Linked DNA regions of Homo sapiens: region 1 is linked to region 2. A link is a loop called in an ENCODE intact Hi-C map of the cell type or tissue named here. Cell type or tissue: ascending aorta. All regions are shown on one strand. Region 1 overlaps NFATC1 (nuclear factor of activated T cells 1). Region 2 overlaps LOC284240 (a long non-coding RNA gene).

Region 1 (5,000 bases), 81 kb before region 2:
GAAGAGGCAGGAGACTGCTGCGTGGGAGGAGGTGATGCTGGAGGCCCTTGGGTGATGGAAGAGGCAGGAGACTGCTGCGTGGGAGGAGGTGGTGCTGGAGGCCCTTGGGTGAGAGAAGAGGCAGGAGACTGCTGCGTGGGAGGAGGTGATGCTGGAGGCCCTTGGGTGATGGAAGAGGCAGGAGACTGCTGTGTGGGAGGAGGTGGTGCTGGAGGCCCTTGGGTGAGGGAAGAGGCAGGAGACTGCTGTGTGGGAGGAGGTGGTGGATGAGACCCTTGGGTGATGGAAGAGGCAGGAGACTGCTGCGTGGGAGGAGGTGGTGGACGAGACCCTTGGGTGATGGAAGAGGCAGGAGACTGCTGTGTGGGAGGAGGTGGTGCTGGAGGCCCTTGGGTGAGGGAAGAGGCAGGAGACTGCTGTGTGGGAGGAGGTGGTGGATGAGACCCTTGGGTGAGGGAAGAGGCAGGAGACTGCTGTGTGGGAGGAGGTGGTGCTGGAGGCCCTTGGGTGAGGGAAGAGGCAGGAGACTGCTGCGTGGGAGGAGGTGGTGCTGGAGGCCCTTGGATGAGGGAAGAGGCAGGAGACCGCTTTGTGGGAAGAGGTGGTGGACGAGCCCCTTGGGTGATGGAAGTGTTCTGACACCTGCAGTGATGGTGGCACAACTGGGCACCTTTACCAAAAATCACTGAATTTTGTGCCCTTCTCAAGGGTGCATTACCTGTGTGAAACGTGCCTCCGTAGAATGCTGTGTGTTTAGGGAGGGGCTGGGAGACCCTAGCAATGCCACGTGCTTTTTACTTTTCTTCAACTGAGTTTTGAGCATTTTGTTAATGCAAGAAAAAGGACTCCTTATAAAGAGCGGTTCGCCGTGGGGTCTGAGCCTGTGGCGTGGTTTCAGTTGCCTCCTCAGCCGCAGTGTGGAGAGGAACAGTGGTCTCGGCCGAGCAGCGGCTGTGGGCACCTGCGTGTCAGCCCCTCCCTCCGTGGACAGATGCTCCTGAGCTTCCCCAGCAAAGACACTGGGACTGTGCGCCTTGTCCCCCCATCTTCCCACCTCCGGTGACCAGGCCTCTCCCAGGGACCCTCTGTGCTGGCCCGGCACCTGCTCTGATATGCCCTCCCCAGGGGTGTGGGTCCGTCTGCCCTCCACACAGCCCTTGGAGCCTCTCTTCACAGGGCCTGAGAGCTGAGTGTGGTTTCATAACGTGGTTCATTGGCCTCTGAAGATGCTCAGTGCTGGGGGAATTGGGCTTGAAGCCATCACGTCCAACACACGGTCCCTGGACCATGTCCTGTAGGGAGTGTTAGGAGGAGTCTAGCTCTATTTTTAAATGACAGTGTTCATGACAGAATTTCTCGTAGGGAATAAAAATGTGTGTGCTTCCCAGTTACTTATTGTGTTGCTTAATTAAGAAATCTCTTTAGAAACACAGACGGGAGCATGAACTTCTCAGCCACTTCCTGCCTGGCTTCTGGGTGGTTCTGTGTTGCATTACTGGAGGTCTGGGTGTGGAATTTTGAGAATCTCTTGATCCTTTTCAGTTTAATTCTGAAACAGGGTTCTTCCTTCCTTCCAGATTACAGTGTGGACACTCACACACAGTAAGGGACAAAGAAAGTGTATCCCCTTCCAAAGATCCGCCCACCAGGCCCCGGACCCATAATCAAAGCCTGATACTGGGACAATGGACCCAGCGGCCGGGCCAGCCCTCCCCTAGTTATCACCCCAGAGCTGTGGCTGGGCTCTCTTTGTTCCGAAACGGAGCTGATGGAGCAGGACGCTGTCGCCAGGCACTGCGGGGAGGGGGTTATCAGCCCCTGGCCCGCGTCCCACCCCAGAGGTGAAGTCTTCGCCCCAGACAGGCCCTATCAGGCCCTCCCAGCTGCTGTTATTTTAGATATGGCAGGAAGTAGGGCCTGGAAACCGCACGGCTCCCAGCCCTTGGCAGCAGCTCAGTTCCCGAGGCTGCACTCAGAGCTGGTGGCAGGGAGGGAGAAGGCACAGCAGCCTGGACTGCGGGTTAGAGGGCTGTGCCGGGGCCGGTGGAGCCATGCGAGCGGCCGCGTAAATCAGGCAGGCGTGGCCGGCAGGCTGTGGCTCCCCACAGACATGGGGCTGACGGTGTGCAGCGCTGGCTGGCGCAGCCTCTGCCAAGGGAGCCCCTGCCCTCCGGGGCAGCACCATGAAGACCTCACCCCTCAAGTGGATGGGTTTGCAGTTCAGCCCAGTGTCTGTTCAGCTGGCACCGATGGGCCCAGATGTCCTCCCTGGCAGTGTCTCAGCAGGCGCACAGACGAGCCCTGGGCCAGGGGACAAATGTGTGGGTTCCTGACGCACGTCCCCCGGAGCCCTAGAAAGGACACCAGGCTTCTGCACCCCCACCCGTGATGTGTTGCAAGAAGCCTCACGAGTCAGTAAAGAAAAACCTTCTCCCTCGCCCTCTGAAATAGTAAACGTTAGTGAGCGCATTCGCATCCGCAGTGCTTTTACGTGAGAAGTTAGGTTTTGGGAGCTTTCGGAGGAGCTGGCTGTGGAGGGAAACACGTCCGTCACGTGGCCACCGTCCCGCGGGAAGCTGGGGGCCGTCGCTCTGGCCGGGCTCCCCGCAGCCGCAGTCGCCGCGTCAGGCGGAGGATCCCTGTTATGTACTTTCCCTTTTCCACAGTAGCTGCTGCCAGCGGGCTGTAAACTACCGTATATCACTCAGATTTAAGAACCCAAACTTTAAAACAAATTAAACTCTTGTTGACATTGTAATAAAAATCAGAATGGAACTGAACAGCTCAGTAAAAGTGAACTTCAATTATTTTTGTGGATTTCAGATTGTTTTCTGGGATTCCCAGACTCCCAGTGCAGCTGAGTTATTTCCTCTTGGCAGAAGGCTGGAGAAAAAAGGTGGAGGGAGGGAGGGACGGACGGACGGAGGGCGCCTGGTGGGAGGAAGCCTGGTCACCTGGCTGGAGGGAGGGATGGACGGACAGAGGGTGCCGGGCAGGAGGAAGCGTCGTCACCTGGCAGTTCGCTCGGCCTGACCAGCAGCCACAGGGCAGCGGCGTGCGTGTGAGGGTTGGGTGAGGGGGCGCATGGGCAGGTGTTTTTTATGTGTTTTAATTTAAGAAAAGAGCTCAGAAATGTTTGTCAGAGCCTATCTGTTAATTAGGTGTTTATGCTGGATTAAAAGAAAAATTGAAAGCACTAGTCTGACTGCCCCTCAAAAATGTGCTCGAAGGCTCATAAACGCACGGAGGGTCTGAACTCCCTCCCCTCTCTCTCGGTCTTTCTCTGTATCTCTATCCCTCTCTCTGTCTCTGTCTCTCGGTCTGTCTCTTTCTCAGTCTGTCTCTCTGTCTCCCTTCCTCCCTGTCTCTGCCTCTTTGTCTCCCTCCGTCTCTGAATCTCTGTCCCTCTCTCCATCCATCTCTCTCCGTCTCCCTCCCTTCCTCGCTCTGTTTCTCTGTCCCTCTCTCCATCTCTCCGTCCATCTCTCTCTCTCTCCATCTCCCTCCGTGTGTCTCTGTCTCTCTTATCTCTCTCCCTCTGTCTCTGCCTCTCTGTCTCTCTCTCCGTCCCTCCCTCCCTCCCTTTCTCTCTCATGGCGGCCTTTTCTTTTGTTGCTGTGTTCACTGTGATGTCTGGTTCTTTTCAGCTCCTTTTCTCTGCTGGAGTGGACAGGGTTGTCGGTCTCCACTGCCGTGCCAGGTGTCTGTGCTTCTTGCAGTGTCCTGTACGGAGAAAGCGGAGAACTAGAGCATTGGAGAGACCCGCATGGAAGGAAACGCCATTGCTGGGCAGTGTTGCAGCCTCCGCAGAGGTGTGTGGGCTCCGGGGAGAGGGACGTGCTGGCCCCTGTGCAGTGGCGTGGCCCGTGTCCTTTCCCCGCCGTCCACTTCCTGTTCCCCTTTTCTGCACCTGTCTCTAGCTGCCTTCAAGGCGGAGCTTTGGCACCCACATATGCAGATGTCCACCGCGCCTGCCGGACGCCAGCTCTCCACCAGCCGGAACTCACCGCCACCCACCCTGGGCTGCCAGCTCAGCTGGGGCCCAGCCACTCCCCCAGGTCCCCCTTCACTGTAGGAGGAGCTGGGCCTGGGATGTGGACAGTGGGCGGCGAGGGGGTTGGCCATGCAGAGGGCGTGGGAGGAGAGGAGAGCACGCAGATGCCGGCCCGGTGATGTTTCCTCAGACGCCCGCGCAGTGCCATGCCGTGGGCCTCACATGCAATGCTCCCCTGCCTAGAGGGGCACCCCTGCTCCCAGGAGGGTCTCAAAGAGACCTGGGTTTCTTTTAAGCAGTTTTGACCACTTTGATTAGGTCAGTGATCTCCATTAGATCTGGACCTGCTAAAGTTACAGAAGGTTCTGGAAGGTGCCGGCACAGTCTGAGCTGAACACCCATGACACCTGAGCAGGAGGCTGTGACAACTGTCAGCTCACGGACCAGGGAGGGAACGCGAAGCTGGGGAGCTCTGAGCTCCAATCCCAGCTTCTGCTCCTGCTCAGAAAGCCCTCCCACTTTCTCTGGGCTGACCTCACCTCGGTGTTTGGAAATGGACCAAGACTTATCGGAAAGTGTCCTCGGCGCCAGGTACCACACTGAGCTCACAGGCTGCTTCCATTTAAAGTTAACCACTCTTGGTGCAGCCATAAAGCCTCGTTGATCTTTGGTCCTTTATTGTGAACAGACATCTCGAAAGAGCCTGTGTCTCCACGGTCAATCTTTCTTCTGAAGACATATTTTAAGGCTTCTTCAGAAACCAAATTTAGGAAAACAGAAGAAATTAGTGCTTAGTTTTCCAGATAACTCATAGCCCCCCCCAAGGAGGAAATTCAGACAGGACAGCGAGCAGGTTCCCGGGCCGTCACTTCAGGGTCACCTGATGGGAGCCGCAGCCGTGGTGAGGTTCGCTGGGTCATGCCCCCGTGCGGAAACTCAGGGATGGGACGGATTCCACTTTCAAAAGATGACATAGAATGAGTGAGTATTTAGGAATTACTTTAGG
Region 2 (5,000 bases):
GTGCAGTACAGCACGTCCACGTCCTCCCGACACCGTGAGTGCGGCCACACCGAAGCCAGGGGAGCAGGTGCGCTTCTCCATAGGTCCTGGTTTAAAGCAAGCGGAAACACCACAGGCTCGGGATTGAGGTGGTAAGGGACGTCCAGTCCTCAGGTGAGGTTAAGTCCTTCTACAGAGACAGCACTGGGGGGACCTCACAGTGCCCCCCGGGAAGCGCTGTTTGGGCAGGCTGCAGGAGCTGAGGCCAGAGTCCTGGCACGGGGCTACGGGGCCCTTGGTGTCTTTCACTGCTGTGACGGGGGCTCCCTGCTGCCCCGGCACCTGCGGGCCTTGGCCAGTCCCGAACACCAGGTTGTGGCAGTGGAGACCTGGGGGGTGGCCAGCGGCCCCCTATGGAGGTTCTGCCGTGCGTGTCAGGGCCCCAGGCAGGGCTGTGCAGCGCCAGCCTCACTATCAGTGTGGACACACATCTGTGGGAGGGGCTCTCGTTTTCCCCACCTTCCGGTGAGGGAACCAAGGCAGACTCAGCACCAAGCAGGGGTCAGGCCCTGGTGGAGGTGGATTTTCTTCACTGTGGCACAGTCCTGCTCAGTTTCTAGTCCTGATGGAGGTGGTGGAGGCCCTGGTGGAGGTGGATTTTCTTCACCGTGGCACAGTCCTGCTCAGTCCCTGGACTGCCCCCCTGCACCCAGCAGCACAGGCCGCAGAGCCCAGGAGATGTGGGCAGGAGCTTTCCCCTCGCCTGCCCCACTCCTGCCCACCCAGTGGGCACCCCGTAGATGGGAGCAGCTCTCCGTCTAGCACTTGGACTGCTGGGCTGAGTCATGGCTGCAGGCAACGGCTTAGTGGCATCTCCCAGGTGCCACTGCAGGGATAGCCTCTGTGTCTCCAGGCTCTGCTGTGGCCCCGCGGAGCCAAGCTTACCCATGCCGCTGAGTCGGGGGCTGCAGAGGCCTGTGCGGGCTGCGGTGGCTAGACCTGGGCCTGGCTGCTCAGATGCTGCTGGAACCCTGCTCTCAGCCTGGAGGCTGGCAGGTCTGCCAGGGGCCAACGGGCAGGCATCGCCCGTCTGAAGCTCTTTGCCTCTGAAGGAGCTTCAGCGCCAGCCAGGGGCAGTTTATGAGAAATTCAGAGAAACATGTAGGCTTCTCTGTGTCTTCTGAAGAACTGCCAATGCCTCACCCACCTCTGGCCAGAGGACTCTGGAAAACTTGCGTTTCTGGTATGTATAGAAAAGCGACATGCTAAGCCGCAAAGCCGCCCCCTTCAAGACGCAGCACACGCAAGGCTCACCCTGCCACGAGCACTGGTACCGGCTCACTTTCCGCTCTGCTCGGCGGGACTCCGGCCAGGCCCAGCGTGCAGCTGCAGAAAGGTTTAGAGTGAGGCTTCCACTTCACTCTCCGGTCCAAGAGTTATACTATCTGGTGGAAGTGTTTCTTTTTCCTTTTTTGGACAGTTAAGCTACAGCGATGGGCCAACTGGCACCAGTGTGGAGAGACAGGTATTCCTCACTTTGTGGCACCAACGTGGTTCTGGCAAAGTGGCCTCTTTTCCAGTAAAACAGTCTTCTCCCCTCCCTCGCCTTCCATTTTAGGACCAGTGGTTTGTCCCTGGGGAAGCAACCCCAATTACAGCCAGCTTTGCCATCTGTGGAAATAGCCTGGTCACCAGAGGCACAGAAGCCAGATGCGTGGCCATGCCGGCGGCAGCACCCGCGGCAGCACCCGGGGCAGCCCCTGCCCCCGACCCATGAATCTCAGTGTCCCCCAGGCCGCCCACGTCCCACTCTGCCCAGCCTACACCACCTCCCTCACCGCAAAGTGCCCGCTCTGCAGCTCCATGCCCCTGCCCAGTGGAGCCTCAGCCCCGTCCCACCTGCAGCATGCCCAGCCCAAGTGCCCGAAACCCAGAGCCTCGGACTCAGGGCAAAAGGAAGCCGCCCCATTCCACCACATCAGGGTCTCCACTGTGCTTATTTAGAGCAGAGCACAACTCTCCTTGCGTCTGAGTCCCTTCACACAGGTGACTGAGAGGCTCAGGACAGAGCATTGCAGGGGAGACAGAGGAGGGGCTCGGCCTCGCCAAGCAGCTGGCTCTATTCATTTAGCAGAACCGCTGCCCCACCCCCTCCCAGCCCCTGCACGGAGGGAGGCCACTGGGGCCGGCCCGTCCCCAACTTCTATTTTGTTTTCGCCAGAGCCGCCTCCAGACTCCCTCTTCACATTTTATGTCAACTCTGGGGCCCTGCTGGCTGAAAGTGAGTTCTGTTTTCCGGCAGCCCTGTGGCTTTTGGACTCGGCCTTGAAATTAGTTCATGGCGACCCAGGCACACATCGCGCTGGGAAGCCACGTGGGAGCCGTGCGGGTGGAGCGGCCGCCACAGCCAGACTGAAATGTAGCACAGCGCCTGGGCCTCGTCAGGCCTTTATGACAGAGTGTAAAGGGAATTGCTGCTTAGTCACCAATTTGCTTGGCAAGATTGGATGGATTAGGAAACACGTCGAAGGTCAGACAGTAGGAGTTTGTCTAGACGCTCTATTTTGGACTCGGCGCTGACCCGAGGTGTTTCTGTAGCAACCTTTACAACACTGCTATTCTGGCAATATTGGAGAAAACATGATCCCTCCCATCATCAGGTAGGGCCCGCTCTGAAAATCCTCGCCCCATCGCTGGGTTTGCTGAGGCGCCTCCAACTCCATTTAGGACGAGGAAGCCCGACGGGGAGGCCCCTGGGAGGGACCGGCTGCTTGGGCGGAGGCCAGGCCTCGGGAAGCTTGTCCAAGGCTCACAGGGAAAAGCGCCAAGAAATGGAAGTGGCTCATTTTTCCTCTGGGCCTGAGGGGAAGGTTTTGATTTTACAGCCGCCCCTAGTCATTTCTCACAGGTTTGAAGCAGACCTTTCCAGGGACGGGGGAGGGAGAAGGGAGATGGGGAAGGATGGGGAGACGCCGTGAGGAGGCAGCCACCTCCGGGGATCCCCGGAAGCCTGGACGTGCTCTGCCCGGTGGTTCTGTCCCCAGGGAACACGTGGTCATGTCTGGAGGCATCTGTGGCTGTCACAGTCATGGTATGGGGTGCTCCTGGCATAGAGGGGTGGGGCTGCTTCCTTTTGCCTGTCCCTGCTGCCCTCCCCGCCCTCCATGTCTCCCTGCCACCTGCCCTGCCCTCCCCACCCTGCATGTCTCACTCTCCATCGTACCTGAGGGCCCTCTGCCAGCTGGGAGAGGGGACAGCCCAGGCTTCAGTTTCCCTGCATTTCCCCGGGAGTAGGGGAGCCACGAGCAGTCCGTAGGTTCCCTCTTCCTCCCAGGGCCTCAGCACCAGATCCTGGAGCTCCGGACCCCGCAGTGGGTTCCCCAGCCTCACAGCCCTCCTGGGGCCCCACAGGGGAGGGACGCAAAGCTGGCTCTGCAGCTCCTTAGCGCGTGACCTCTGGCAACTTCAGCCTCTCCTGCCTCAGTTTCCCGAACTCTGAAGGGAGGGCGAGTGACACGATGATTCCTCAGCAGAGACCCCAGGCCTCTCTCTCCCACTGACCGCCCAGGGGAGTGAAAGTCCAGGACTCCGTGCATGCCTGGGGACCCGGGCAGTGGGGGAGCAGAACCGGGGACCCGGGCAGCGGGGGAGCAGAACTGCAGGCCCGGCCGCAGCACCTGCCCACCTTGCTGGTGAGGGGTGAAGGCTTCCAGGCCCTGGCCTCCACATCCAGACACCACCCTCACCCGTGCAGGAGCGGGACTCGAACCCACCTCTCTCGCCTCCTTGTGCTGCAGGGAACATTCAAGTCCTGATGTGGACTCTGTCCTGCTGCAGCAGGAAATCCAGAGATGCCTCTGCCACCACGGCAACGGGCTCTGGCCAGAGCAGCAGGAGGGAGCTGGGCCCACATGGCCGTCACCGTGGTTTGCCCACAGCTGCTGTTTCTGAGCCGTCACAGGGTCAGGGGCATCCAGGGAACACGCTGAGATGCAGCCTCTGCTGCAGCCCGACAGATGTGTAGCTGCTTCTGGAGCACGCCCGGGGAACACCCTTTCTTCCTATGGATGCCAGCTGGACTCACTGTGCAGACAGGGCCTGAACCAGACCAGAGGCACTGGCTTCTAGGCGAGGGACCTTCTCAGCACGGGACCTGCAGCTGCCTTTCCCACACTCACACAGGCTCTTCCCATTGTCCTAAGAACCCTGTGGAGGTACAGGCAGGGGTTATCCAAATGCTGACTCATGTGAGTCCGACAGGAGCATGGTGCCCGCCCGAGGAGTGTCGACCTCACGCTAGCCACTGTGATTATTGTCACTGTTACTGTGTGAGCTGCTCTGTTCGGGAGGGGAAGCCACGCTGAGGAGCAGCTGGGACACGTGCCTGGCCCTGCCCTCCAGCTGGCCTCCGTTCCACACATGAGAGCCTTGCCTAGAAGGCCCTTGGTGGTGGGGGGGGTGGGGGTTGGTGCCTGAGCCCCCCACCCTGCAGCTCTCCTCATTCTCGTGCAGTAGGTCCCCTTTGCTGTTGGACTTGCAGCTTCTGCAGGCAAGAACAAGGTGACGTCCCCTCCGTTCTCCAGCAGCAGCTGTGGGCCCACTTGGGGTAGAAGTGAATGAATGAGTGACAAACTGAGGATGCAGATGCCTCGGCTGCAGAGGAGCAAAGACAGACATTTCATTTGAAAGCTCGGAAACCACACAAGCAGGAAAAGAATGAAACGAAATATTTAAAGTGTTGAGAAAGGAAAAAATAGACCCCAACCTACAATTCTGTACCCTGTGAAGTTATCCTTTAAAGTGAAGGAGAAAAAAAAGACTTTCCCAGAAAAACAAAACTTGAGGGAATCAGTTGTCAATAAACCTGCCCTGTGAGAAATGAGAAAGGAAGCTCTTTAGAGTGAGAATACTACTCAGATCCAAAGACAGGAAGAATATTGGAAGAGGAAAAAGTAAAGTAAGATAAAAACACTGTTCCGATTCTCCACTGATCTAATAGATAAGTTTGTCCAAAGTAATAG

Evidence for each region. Hi-C counts contacts between places; a loop is a spot of excess contacts. Peaks named below come from ENCODE experiments on the same cell type or tissue, not always from the same donor. Only the 100,000 strongest peaks of a DNase experiment are listed, where the experiment ranks them.
Region 1: a loop joins it to region 2, with 3 times the contacts of the local background. A loop is called at or near these places in 5 of 110 quality-filtered maps.

Annotation. Positions count from the first base shown.
Region 1 is chr18:79,505,322-79,510,321 of GRCh38, forward strand. The region is part of intron 9 of NFATC1 (nuclear factor of activated T cells 1); the gene reads left to right. Among named protein-coding and RNA genes, the nearest start is that of NFATC1, 110 kb to the left of the region's middle. RefSeq lists enhancers at 828-1,107, 3,916-4,005, 4,076-4,125. In ascending aorta, no CTCF peak of the experiment used is centred here; DNase peaks (open chromatin) are centred at 1,290, 1,460, 1,920, 2,500 and 2 weaker places; H3K4me3 peaks cover 2,521 bases; H3K27ac peaks cover 3,722 bases.
Region 2 is chr18:79,586,640-79,591,639 of GRCh38, forward strand. It overlaps LOC284240 (a long non-coding RNA gene), which reads left to right. Exons shown (of 4, transcript NR_148949.1): 4 at 1-2,379. Among named protein-coding and RNA genes, the nearest start is that of CTDP1-DT, 91 kb to the right of the region's middle. RefSeq lists an enhancer at 3,778-4,617. In ascending aorta, a CTCF peak has its summit at 2,244; DNase peaks (open chromatin) are centred at 542, 702, 1,622 and 2,382; H3K4me3 peaks cover 2,093 bases; H3K27ac peaks cover 4,249 bases.